Linked DNA regions of Homo sapiens: region 1 is linked to region 2. A link is a loop called in an ENCODE intact Hi-C map of the cell type or tissue named here. Cell type or tissue: Caco-2. All regions are shown on one strand. Each heading gives the region's core, and the rest is flanking DNA. Links, peaks and the distances in the headings are about the cores only. Region 1 has its middle 17 kb from the start of HK2-DT. Region 2 holds the start of LOC102724497 (a long non-coding RNA gene).

Region 1 (5,382 bases), core at 188-5,187, 100 kb after region 2:
GAGTTGAGAAGAATAAACAGATCCTGCATGCTCTCACATTCCCTTGTATGCTCATCTCTATTTCCAAGCCATCCTTGAAATAGAAAAACATCTTTATGTCCTAAAACAATTTAAGGACCTTTTAATCAATGTGTAAACAGACCTAGGATTAGAGTTAAAGAGGTGGAAAGTAAATCCCACATGCAGAAGATCTGAGACCCTGGAGAAGAGGCACTGTGCTCTAGCCCAGCACTCTATAAGCATCAAGTTAGGCAGACATCTGCTGGTGAGGAGAGAAAGGTAGCTTCGCTGTCGGTACTGTCAAAGACAAAGGTGAAGACTTGCTCCCAGCTGCTGCAGGAAAACATTCTATAGTGTGGTCCACAATGTATGAGAGACTAAAAAAGTTCAAGCACATTAGGAATGAAAGCTTCTTTGTCCACACCCCTTCAGTAGAGGATCTCATCCTTTCCCATGCCTCTAAATATAAGTGAACTTGACAACTCCCAAATTTTACCTGCAGCCAGATTTCTGATATGAACAGAAACTCATGTAACTGTCCACTTGTGATCTCCGCTTGAGTTATCACAGGCATTTCAGTTTAGCATGTCTGAAATGGAACTCCAGATCTATCCATCAAATCCATTCTTCCCCATATTTCTGTCTCAATAAAGGGTACTTCTCACTTGCTTAAGTCAGGAACCTGGAGTCGCTCTTCATCCTTCATATCCAATCCACCAGCAAGTGCTGTCAGTTCTATCTCCAAAACATGTCTTGACTCCACCCGCTTTTCTCCCTCTCTACAGCCATCATCGTTTGCCAGACCACAATCATCTTTTGCCTGTTTGGCTCAGTGGCCTCCTAACTGGTTGACCAGTTCCCCTTCTGCTCTTTTCCAATCCTTGTTCCAGACAACAGCCTGAGTGATTAAAATATCACCCCTCTGTATTTGCAGATTCTGCATTCAGAAATTCAACCAACTGCGGATCAGAAATATTTGAAAAAAATTAAAAATAACAATACAACAATAAAAATAATGCAAATTAAAAAACCAATACAGTACAACTGTTTGCATAGCATTTACATTGTATGAGGTATTAGGAGTAATCTAGGGATGATTTAAAGTATATGGGAGGATGTGTGTAGGTTATATGCCAAAACTATGCCATTTTATATCAGGAATTTGAGTATTTTGGTGTCCCTGGGGAGTTCTGGAAGCAATTCCTTGAAGATACCTAGGAATGCTGTATATATACACAGTCAACATGTCTCTTAACAATGAAAATATGTCCTGAGAAATGCGTCATTAGGTGATTTTGTCATTATGGGAACATCATTGAGTGTTCTTACACAAACCTAGATGGTAGAGCCTACTACACACCTAGGCTGTATGGTATAGCCTATTGCTCCTAGGCTACAAACCTGTACAGCATGGTACTCTATTGAGTACTGTAGGCAATTGGAGTACAATAGTATTTGTGTATCTAAACATAGATAAGGTACAGTAAAAATATGATATTATAATCTTATGAGACTGCTGTTGTATATGCGGTCTATTGTTGACTGAAATATCATTATGTGGCATATGACATGTATACACACACACACACACACACACACACACACACACACACACTGAACCATGCCACTGACCTGCTTAGTACCCTTTAGAGGCTTCCCATTGAACTTGGAATAAAAATCCCACCTTCCTCTCATAGCCTTTCAGATTCTCCCTGGAGCTGAGGTTCATCTCACGCCCCCTTCATCTATGCTGGCCCTGCTCTACTTCTCACAGAGGCATGTTCTTGCCAAGATATTTCCTGCTTCAGTGCCTGTGAGCATGTGGTTCCCTCTCCTGCAAGGCTTTCTGGCCCCCACTCTGCCTGGCACTGAGGCATGTCATGCACATTGTATTTTCATGAACAATGTCCCTTAGAGCTGTCCATCAAGGCAGCCCTCTTTCCTGACCACACAACCTAAAATCAGCTGCCAGCTTCTCACTCTCAGAGACCACATTTTTTTTCCCTCATAGCCTGTAACACAACTTGTAATACATATTTATTTGGGTATTTACTTTTTAAATCTCTCATGCCTCCTTAGACTGTAAGCTTCCTTCAGGTAAGGATCACACTTGACATGTTAACCACTGTATATCTATGGGCTTGATACAGTGCTTGGTGTAAATCGGTGTTCTGTAAATTCTTGTGGAATGAATGAAGTAAGGAAAACCCACAGGGCAAGGGGAACAGGGTCTAACAGGGCTGGGTGAGAGTGAATTAAGCAAAAATATGACACCAATACTGAGCAAACTCCAGGCTTGAGGGCATGGCATGCTGGTGCTTCTCTGAGAGTCCCATCTGCCCAGGCTCTTAGAACTGTGTGCTGATAGCTCTTTAAGTGAGGGTAAATATTAACACACCAGGATTACCCCAACTGTGAACTCAACCTATGTGGTCCGAGTTAAAGGCCTTATCTCTTGCTACAATCACCAGACACAAATGAAGAGAGATCAGTATTCTATGCTTCTCTCCCTCCTCCCACACTTCCACTCCATATCCTGGTATTCTTTGCCCTTTCAAGCTTCTGTGCTCTGCCTTCACTATTTATTTATTCTTTTGCTTCTCCTTTCTCCATGCCCAGGAGGCTGCCCTTTCTTTTTGGCCCCTGTATTCCAGAGGGATCTCAGGCATTCTAGCCCTTGACTTGGGTCACCACTGCTGAATCAACCGCCCCATTCTCATGTCTTTCCTTCGGGTCTTTCGGACAGTCTTGGCTAGAGAGCCCCAGCCACCTGCCTGGCCCTGCTGACCAGCACAGGCTCCCACCGATCAGTCTGTTATCTTTGCTCCCTGATCCTCACTCTCTGAGGCTGCACGTAGCTCTCTCTCTAGAGGGAGGGAGAGCCATTTCTCATGCTCCTGTGATTTAAAAAGGCAGGCATTACTTTATCACAAAGCGCCCAGAAAAACCATAGCCCAGAATAAAAACAGATCCCTTTCTCTGTGGTCTCTTTCTGCTTCCTTTTTAAACTTCTCTTTTTTTGGTTGTACATATAGTCAACAGAAATTAAAACCATCAGTCAGTGGATATCAAGTTACTGTTGGAAAAACTACTGGTAGCATTATGTGTATATACTTTTATTCAAAATGTCATTACATGTTATCATGATGCACATACTATAAACTTCAATGGGTGTGAAAGGTAGACATGAAATGTTAAATTTCCCTTCTATGTCCACACCGCCCCACTTCCCCTTAGCAAGTTTCTTGCATAACATTCTGAAGATCCTGTGCATTTACAAACATGCATATAAGTGCACTTTCCTTCCCCTCCTCCCACTCTTCCATTGTTCTGCACCTTGCTCTGTTCTCTGAACAATATGTTCTGCATCAGGAATCCAAAAGTGTTCTAACTTTTTTTTTTTTCTTTTCAAGATGGAGTCTTGCTCTGTCACCCAGGCTAGAGTGCAATGGCTCAATCTCGGCTTACTGCAACCTCTGCCTCCCGGGTCCAAGTGATTCTCCTGCCTCAGCCTCCTGAGTAGCTGGAACTAAGGGCACGTGCCACCATGCCCAGCTAATTTTTGTATTTTTAGTAGAGATGAAGTTTCACCATGTTGGCCAGGCTGGTCTCGAACTCCTGGCCTCAAGTGATCTGCCCGCCTCAGCCTCCCAAAGTGCTGGGATTATAGGCTTGAGCCACTGTGCCTGGCCTCAAAAAAGTGTTCTAAGTTTTTATAGCTACATAGTATTTCATTTTTTGGACAAATCATAATTTACATTAAGAAAATGGCATGAAATTTCACACATATATTACAATATATTTATGAATAAATTCCTCAAAATCAAGGGGTATAAATACATTCATTTTTAATTTGATAGAGATTGTTGAATTGCCATCTGGAGTAATTTATGACCATGCTTGTTCTATACATCTTTGTCAGTATAGTTTACAAAATTTTTCTATTTTGCTAATCTGTGAACTGAAAAATGCAGTTATTATAATTTTAATTTGCTTTTTTTTTTTTTTTTTTTTGAGATGGAGTCTGGCTCTGTCTCCCAGGCTGGAGTGCAGTGGCACGATCTCGGCTCACTGCAGGCTCCGCCTCCCGGGTTCACGCCATTCTCCTGTCTCAGCCTCCTGAGTAGCTGGGACTACAGGCAACCGCCACCACGCCAGGCTATTTTTTTCTGTATTTTTAGTAGAGATGGGGTTTCACCGTGTTAGCCAGGATGATCTTGACCTCCTGACCTTGTGACCGCCCACCTCGGCCTCACAAAGTGCTGGTATTACAGGCATGAGCCACTGCGCCCGGCCGCATTTTATTTGACCACAAGCATATATTTGTATGTTTAGAGCAGGGGTGTCCAATCTTTTGGCTTCCCTGGGCCACATTGGAAGAAGAAGAATTGTCTTGGGCCACACAGAAAATACGCTAACACCAACAATAGCTGATGAACTGAAAAACAAAACAAAAATCACAAAAAAATCTCATAATGTTGGCCGGGCGCAGTGGCTCACGCCTGTAATCCCAGCACTTTGGGAGGCCGAGACGGGCGGAACACCTGAAGTCAGGAGTTCAAGACCAGCCTTAACATGGAGGAACCCCGTCTCTACTAAAAATACAAAATTAGCCAGGCGTGGTGGTGCAGGCCTGTAATCCCAGCTACTCGGGAGGCTGAGGCAGGAGAATTGCTTGAACCTGGGAGGTGGAGGTTGCAGTGAGCCGAGATCACGCCATTGCACTCCATCCTGGGCAACAAGAGCGAAACTCCATCTCAAAAAAAAAAAAATCTCATAATGTTTTAAGAAAGTTTATGGATTTGTGTTGGGCCACATTCAAAGCTGTCCTAGGCCACATGTGGCTTGTGAGCCGTGAGTTGGACAAGCTTGATTTTGAGCATTTATATTTCCTTTTCTATGAACGCTTCATAATCTGCCTATTTTTTCAAATGGAACAATAATTTTTTCCTTATTGATTTGTAAAAGTTATTTATATTTTCAGGAAGTTTGTTTATGGTGGGCTTGTCTTGAGTAATTAAAAAAATTTTAATGTAATTCAATTCAGCTTTCTTTTAAGGCATCTGGGTTTTTGTGTGATACTTAGGAAAGCTTTAATTACAGGGTATTACGTACATTCTCCCATGATTTTTTCTAATAATTTGATTTTTTACACATAAATCTTTGCTCCACCTGTAATTTATCTTGTTGTAACCAATAAGATAGGAATCCAAAATAAATTTTTCTTCCCAGATGGTCACCCTGATGTTCCTGATGTTCCAACACCATTTACTGGTTAATCCATCTTTTCCCTGATGACTTGAAAAACCAAAACTTTATCGTATACTAAGCCACTACATGGCTCTGGGCTTTTTATTCTGTCCACTAGTCTGTCTAATCATG
Region 2 (5,382 bases), core at 101-5,100:
TCGAAACCACTCATCGGAGGCGTGGATGCAGTTTGCTGGGAAGATGAGCACCGATCTGTCTGGTGGTCACATGGAGGGCTTTGCAGATCTCTGACACTGGATATTTCCCCTTGCCCTGGTGCCAAGGACTAGGGGAGAGATCACTCTGGGCTTGAGTCAGGGACAGGGATGCCAGGCACAGCGAAAGAAGATGACTGTGGTACAAACCCAGCTGATGAAGTGGAAAATAAATAAAAGAGAAGGAATCAAGCTGGTTCATGTAGGAAGCATGCACACACTCATCCCATCCATTGTTCCACATCGGGCACCTCCCTGAGCTAGCTGCCACTCCTGCTGCACTCTGCCACTCCTTGGAAGGCAGCACAGGGCAGTGGTTAGAGCCTTCTCTTTCAGTGTCAGACAGGCCTGGGTTCATGTCCAGGTCTGCCACTTTACTTACTAGCTGTGGGATGCTGATGAGCCCAAGCTCTCTCCTAGCCTGCTTCTTGATCAGTAAAATGACAATGACTAGAGTACCTAGTATATGGAGTTACTGCAGGACTTGAATGTGCCAATACATCTAACATGCTTAGCATAGGGCCTGATCATGGTTGGCATTTGATAAGTGCTAGTTGTTATCATTATTAATATTACTAATCATCAAAGAAAGATCTTCAGTTGGATATTTGGGCAAAATTATGAAATTTATCCCTAATCTTTTGATTTACAGATTGGTGTGGATCTGTTATTAAGTGTTTTCTTTTTTTTTTTTTAAGTTATCTTGTTTCCTGACTCCTGAATTGAAGAGTGTTTCTTCTATGAATTTCTTTTCTTACAGAAATAAAATTGAAAGAACTTTTAGAGAACTGACATGTTAGACACAGTCTTGAGCTTCATAGAGATCACAGTCTGTCAGGGGAGAAAGAGGACGAAAATAAGCAATTTCAGTACAGGGGAGGAACATTTCAAAAGGGGAATGTGGGGTGCTAGGAAGGAGGGAGATGCATGAACTTAACACACCTGTCACTTCTGAGCAACTGGTACTTCCAGCAGCCCCTCCTGCTGCCCCCTCCATGCTTCCCTCTGAAAGCAACACCTAATAAGCCATTAATAAGTCAGAAGAAAAGGTTTGCCATGAAGAAAAGGCTCTAAGTATATTTCTTTTAGTTTCTTGAAATTTTCAAGTCTGATTTTAGGAAGTTGCCATAACTTGAAAAATTTCAAACACTGCATGAGCATCTAGCAAAAGCTTGTAAAATAAAATGAGTGCTCATCACATTTAGAGGAATTATAAAGGCAGCTGTGATACAGGAAAAAGAGCCCTAGTCTTGGAGAGTGGAGCTGTGTATGTGCCCTGGTTTCAGGTGCTGTATGATGATATCAGGCATGGCACTAAACTACGATGAGCCTCAGCTTCTTCATCTGTAAACTGGGGATGAGGACACCTACCTCCCAGGATGGTAGAAGGACTACATATGATTGTACTAGATACAAAAGTAAAACAGTGAACAAACAGATGAAGATTGTTTATCTGGGAGTTTAAAACCCAGAATCTTCCAAACAACAGAATGCTGAAAATAGTAAAGACTAGCTAAGGTTTAAAAGACTAGCATTTATTGAATCCTTACTGTGTCTAAGCATGGAAGACATTTTATCTCATTTAATTCTCATAACCTGTGAGATAGATACTCTCATCATCTGCATATTACAGGTGAGAAAACTGAGGCTCAGAAAAGTGAAGTAATTTGTCCCATATTCCCAAACTAGCTAGTGTCAAAGCCTGACTTTTTGACACTGGATGTTTTGAGCTCAGAGCACTTTTTTTTTTTTCTTGGACATTTTGAGCTTAGAGCACATCCTCTTTTATGTTATATTCCTGTGCTTGTGTGTATTATCTCATTTAAAACGCACAATCCTATGTGGCCTGTATATTATTCCCATTCAGTATGTGAGGAAACTAAGTCACAGAGAGAATAAATAACTTTCTCAAGGTCACCAAGTAAGTAAACTGGAGTCAGGTTCAAACTCAGGCAGCCTGACTCCAGGGCGCTTCAACCACAATGCTAATGGAATTATTCTAAAATGATTTTAAAAACAATCATTCATTTTCAAAATCATGGTATCGGAATGCGTGAAAAAAGACTTGCTATGGCACAGAGAACATTGTAATGGGGTAACCCGCCAGGCTAGGAATGACCCAGGTATGACCACTGGTCATGGCACAAGGCCCTTTCTGAGCAATATAGGCAGGGCAGAGCCTGCCATGATGGAAATCACAGTAACATCATGGAGGTGGCGCTGGTAAAAAAAAAACCAGCTCTGCCCGATGTGCATCGATTACAAGACCTGGTGGCGAACATATGTTTTACAGCCCTAAATTGCATTCGTGCAAATATTTATCATCCATCCCCTGCCAAATCCGCATAATGGAAAAACAAACCAAAGGAAAACCTCCAGAGGATGTGAAGGCTATATCAAGTCTCTTGCCAATTGTTGTGCTCTTTGGGCGTAATATATCTAAATCTTAGTAATTCCAGGATTTCCAGTAATCTGGAATATCCGCTACCCTGTCCTGAAAGCCCTCCTCCAGCAGTGGGCCGCCCAACTTGAGTTCGCTCAATTTCCTCTTTCACCTGCAGGTGGCAGCACGAGTGCCGATCGCTGTCAGGCGAGGGCGCTCAGGGGTGGGAGCCGAAGAGAGTAATTTAGGGATAGAGGTGAGAACGGAGTTAGACACAAAAGTAAGATCACATGAACTCCGACTTCGGATGGAACACATCATCCATTTAAACCCTCGAGCCGAGCTCAACTGGAAACTCCACCTAAGTAAGCGTCGTGGGCCCTGGAGCCCCGCGGCTCAGGGCAGGCCGGGGCGGGGCGGACGCAGCGCGGTTTGCCCGCCTGTGCGGAAGCCTCCGCAGTCCGCGGCTGGCAGGGCCTGGGGCGGTCTTTCGCGTGGGTGTCCGTCCCTCCGCAGCCGTACTGCCGGCGCCAGGGCCGGCTCTGCACATTTCGTAAGGCCTTACATGGCTGCACCCCCCCCGCCACCGAGGACCTGAGCCCGCCGGCCGCCCTCCCGCGCTCTCCCGCCTGGGGACTGCGAGCTCCGCGCTGCACCTCCAAGCGGGGGACGCCTGCGGACTCCACCAAGCTGCCTTCCCCCGTACTGCTGTCCCCTGTGGGAGCAGAGGAATCCGACCCAGGTCTGCAGGCGAGGGACAGGAGGCTTCTTTAGACCTGACAGGGTGCGGGTTATTTTGTCCCTCACCTTTCCTGCTCAGGGACCTGTCCTCCTCCGTCTCGTTCCATGCCTTCTCTCCTCCTCTTAAAGGATGCTAATCACATTCAAGCCAAAAGATTAGAGACTTTTCTGTGTCCTTCGTCAGGAATGCTTGGATTTGTTAGGAAGGGAACTGGATACAACTTCATGAGATATAAGGGTGTAATTTCAGACATGTGCGTTTCTTTCTAGGATTATTTAAATTACACCTCAACTCACAATCGGCTCATGCCTTACAACCATCTGTGGCTAAGAGGCAAGTCGGACTTCCTGGTAAACCCTCTTCTCTTAGGTGAAGCATGGAGCTGTGACCTTATTAACCTGAACAGCAATTGGGAGCCTCAAAATAGAAAAAGCAAAAACTCAGGAAAGTTTATTTATTTATTGTTAAGACAGAGTCTCACTCCATCACCCAGTCTGGAGTGCAGTGGCGTAATCTCGGCTCACTGCAACCTCCGCTTCCCGGGTTCAAGTGATTCTCATGCCTCAGCCTCCCGAGTAGCTGGGATTACAAGAGCCCACCACCACGCCTGGCTAGTTTTTTTTTTTTTTTTTGGTATTTTTAGTAGAGACAGGGTTTCGCCATGTTAGCCAGGCTGATCTCGAACTCCTGGCCTCAGGTGATCTGCCCGCCTCAGCCTCCCAAAGTGCTGGGATTACAGGCATGAGCCACCATGCCTGGCCAGAAACTTCTTTAATCAACATTGATTTTCCAGGAATAGAAGTTGTATAATAGAGAAAGCAGCACCTGAGTAGGGCCTTAGAGTCTAGAAGGTGCTTTCAGTTACAGGCTTGGGAGACACCCATTACTCATATGGTCTTCGATAGGTAAGTATTAATCCCTGGTGTTTGTAGTCATGATAATTACCACTTGTGAACAATGTAGCTGGTGTCCATTGTCCTCCACCAGTACTGCAAGACAAAGAGTCATTAACTAAGTAGATGACACACTCCTCTTAGTTTACACTCCGTCCCACTTGCCCCCCACCTCCATGAAAGCAGGTATGATTATTCTCCTGTAAAATTATTTTTCCTCCTACTTTCCTGACCTGAATTCAACTGCCTTTCTGTCTGCTCAACCTTCTGGTGAAGATTTCTGCCTCTGCCCCTCCCCATCTCACCTTCTAATTCCTACAGACTCCTCCCTAGATTGACCACCCGGGAATGACTGTCTAGATTATACATTATGAAATTTGATTATAGTTGATTAAACACATTGTTAAATATTGCCCTGACTTGTTTTCATTCTACTTTCTGAAAGTATAATCTGAACTAGCTGTGAGCTTTGAGAGAACAGGAACCATATTGATTAATCCTAGGCTTAATAAGATGTATTAAAAAGAGACAATAAATATTTAACAGTTGAGTATGAAGATGAAACTTTATTGATGAGAAACAGGAAATGTCATCCACTCAATCTTTCCATTAAAGTTTCCTGAGTTTCAACTTTGTGCCAGATCCTGTGCTGGACAGTGTAGAGGAAATTAAACATGAGGAAGACATGGTCCTGCCCTGATTTGTAGGAGATAAAGCATTCACACAGCTCACCAGAAGGCAGTATAAATGCCTCAGAGTGCTGGAAGCAGAGCGCTACCATTCAGAGGAGCAAGAAGAGAGCTCCTGTGGCTGGTGGTCAAAGAAAAGTTCACAGAGAAAGCAGCACCTGAGTAGGGCCTTAGAGTCTAGGAGGTGCTTTCAGAAGGCAAAGATGTTGTGTCAAAGTTAGGCAGAGGGAAGAGTAGGAGCAAAATTAGGAGGGGAAATAAGTCGTAAAATTTATATGGGAAAACCAAGCAATGCAGTTTGACTGCAGTGATGCAATAAAAGTAGTAAGTGATATTTATCAAGAACCTACTGTATGCTGGATATTATTTACTTTATATATATATTTTTCATCTTATCCTCATAATCACACATGAGGTAGATGCTGCTAATACTACCATTTTATGGATGGGGAAGCAGAGGCTCAGATGACTTAAATAATTTACCCAAGGCTATAGCACTACTAGGTTGGGATTCGACTCTGGAGCCATGCTATTCCCCCTCCAAGATATGTGTGGGAAGAAGAGAGAAGTGAGATTAGGGAAATTGTTTGGCAGGTCCTATTAAATTGTACCTTAAAT

What was found. A loop is a pair of places that touch in the nucleus more often than their neighbours do. Peaks named below come from ENCODE experiments on the same cell type or tissue, not always from the same donor. Only the 100,000 strongest peaks of a DNase experiment are listed, where the experiment ranks them.
Region 1: it touches region 2 in a loop (7-fold over the local background); 5 of 110 quality-filtered maps call a loop at or near these places.

What each region holds. Positions count from the first base shown.
Region 1 is chr2:74,814,282-74,819,663 of GRCh38, forward strand. No RefSeq gene overlaps it. Among named protein-coding and RNA genes, the nearest start is that of HK2-DT, 17 kb to the right of the region's middle. In Caco-2, for the core only: no CTCF peak of the experiment used is centred there; DNase peaks (open chromatin) are centred at 2,390 and 2,760.
Region 2 is chr2:74,712,571-74,717,952 of GRCh38, forward strand. It overlaps LOC102724497 (a long non-coding RNA gene), which reads left to right and starts at 2,729. Exons shown (of 3, transcript XR_427047.5): 1 at 2,729-2,805. RefSeq lists a silencer at 2,856-3,115. In Caco-2, for the core only: a CTCF peak has its summit at 2,605 (motif pointing right); DNase peaks (open chromatin) are centred at 2,641 and 3,051; H3K4me3 peaks cover 841 bases.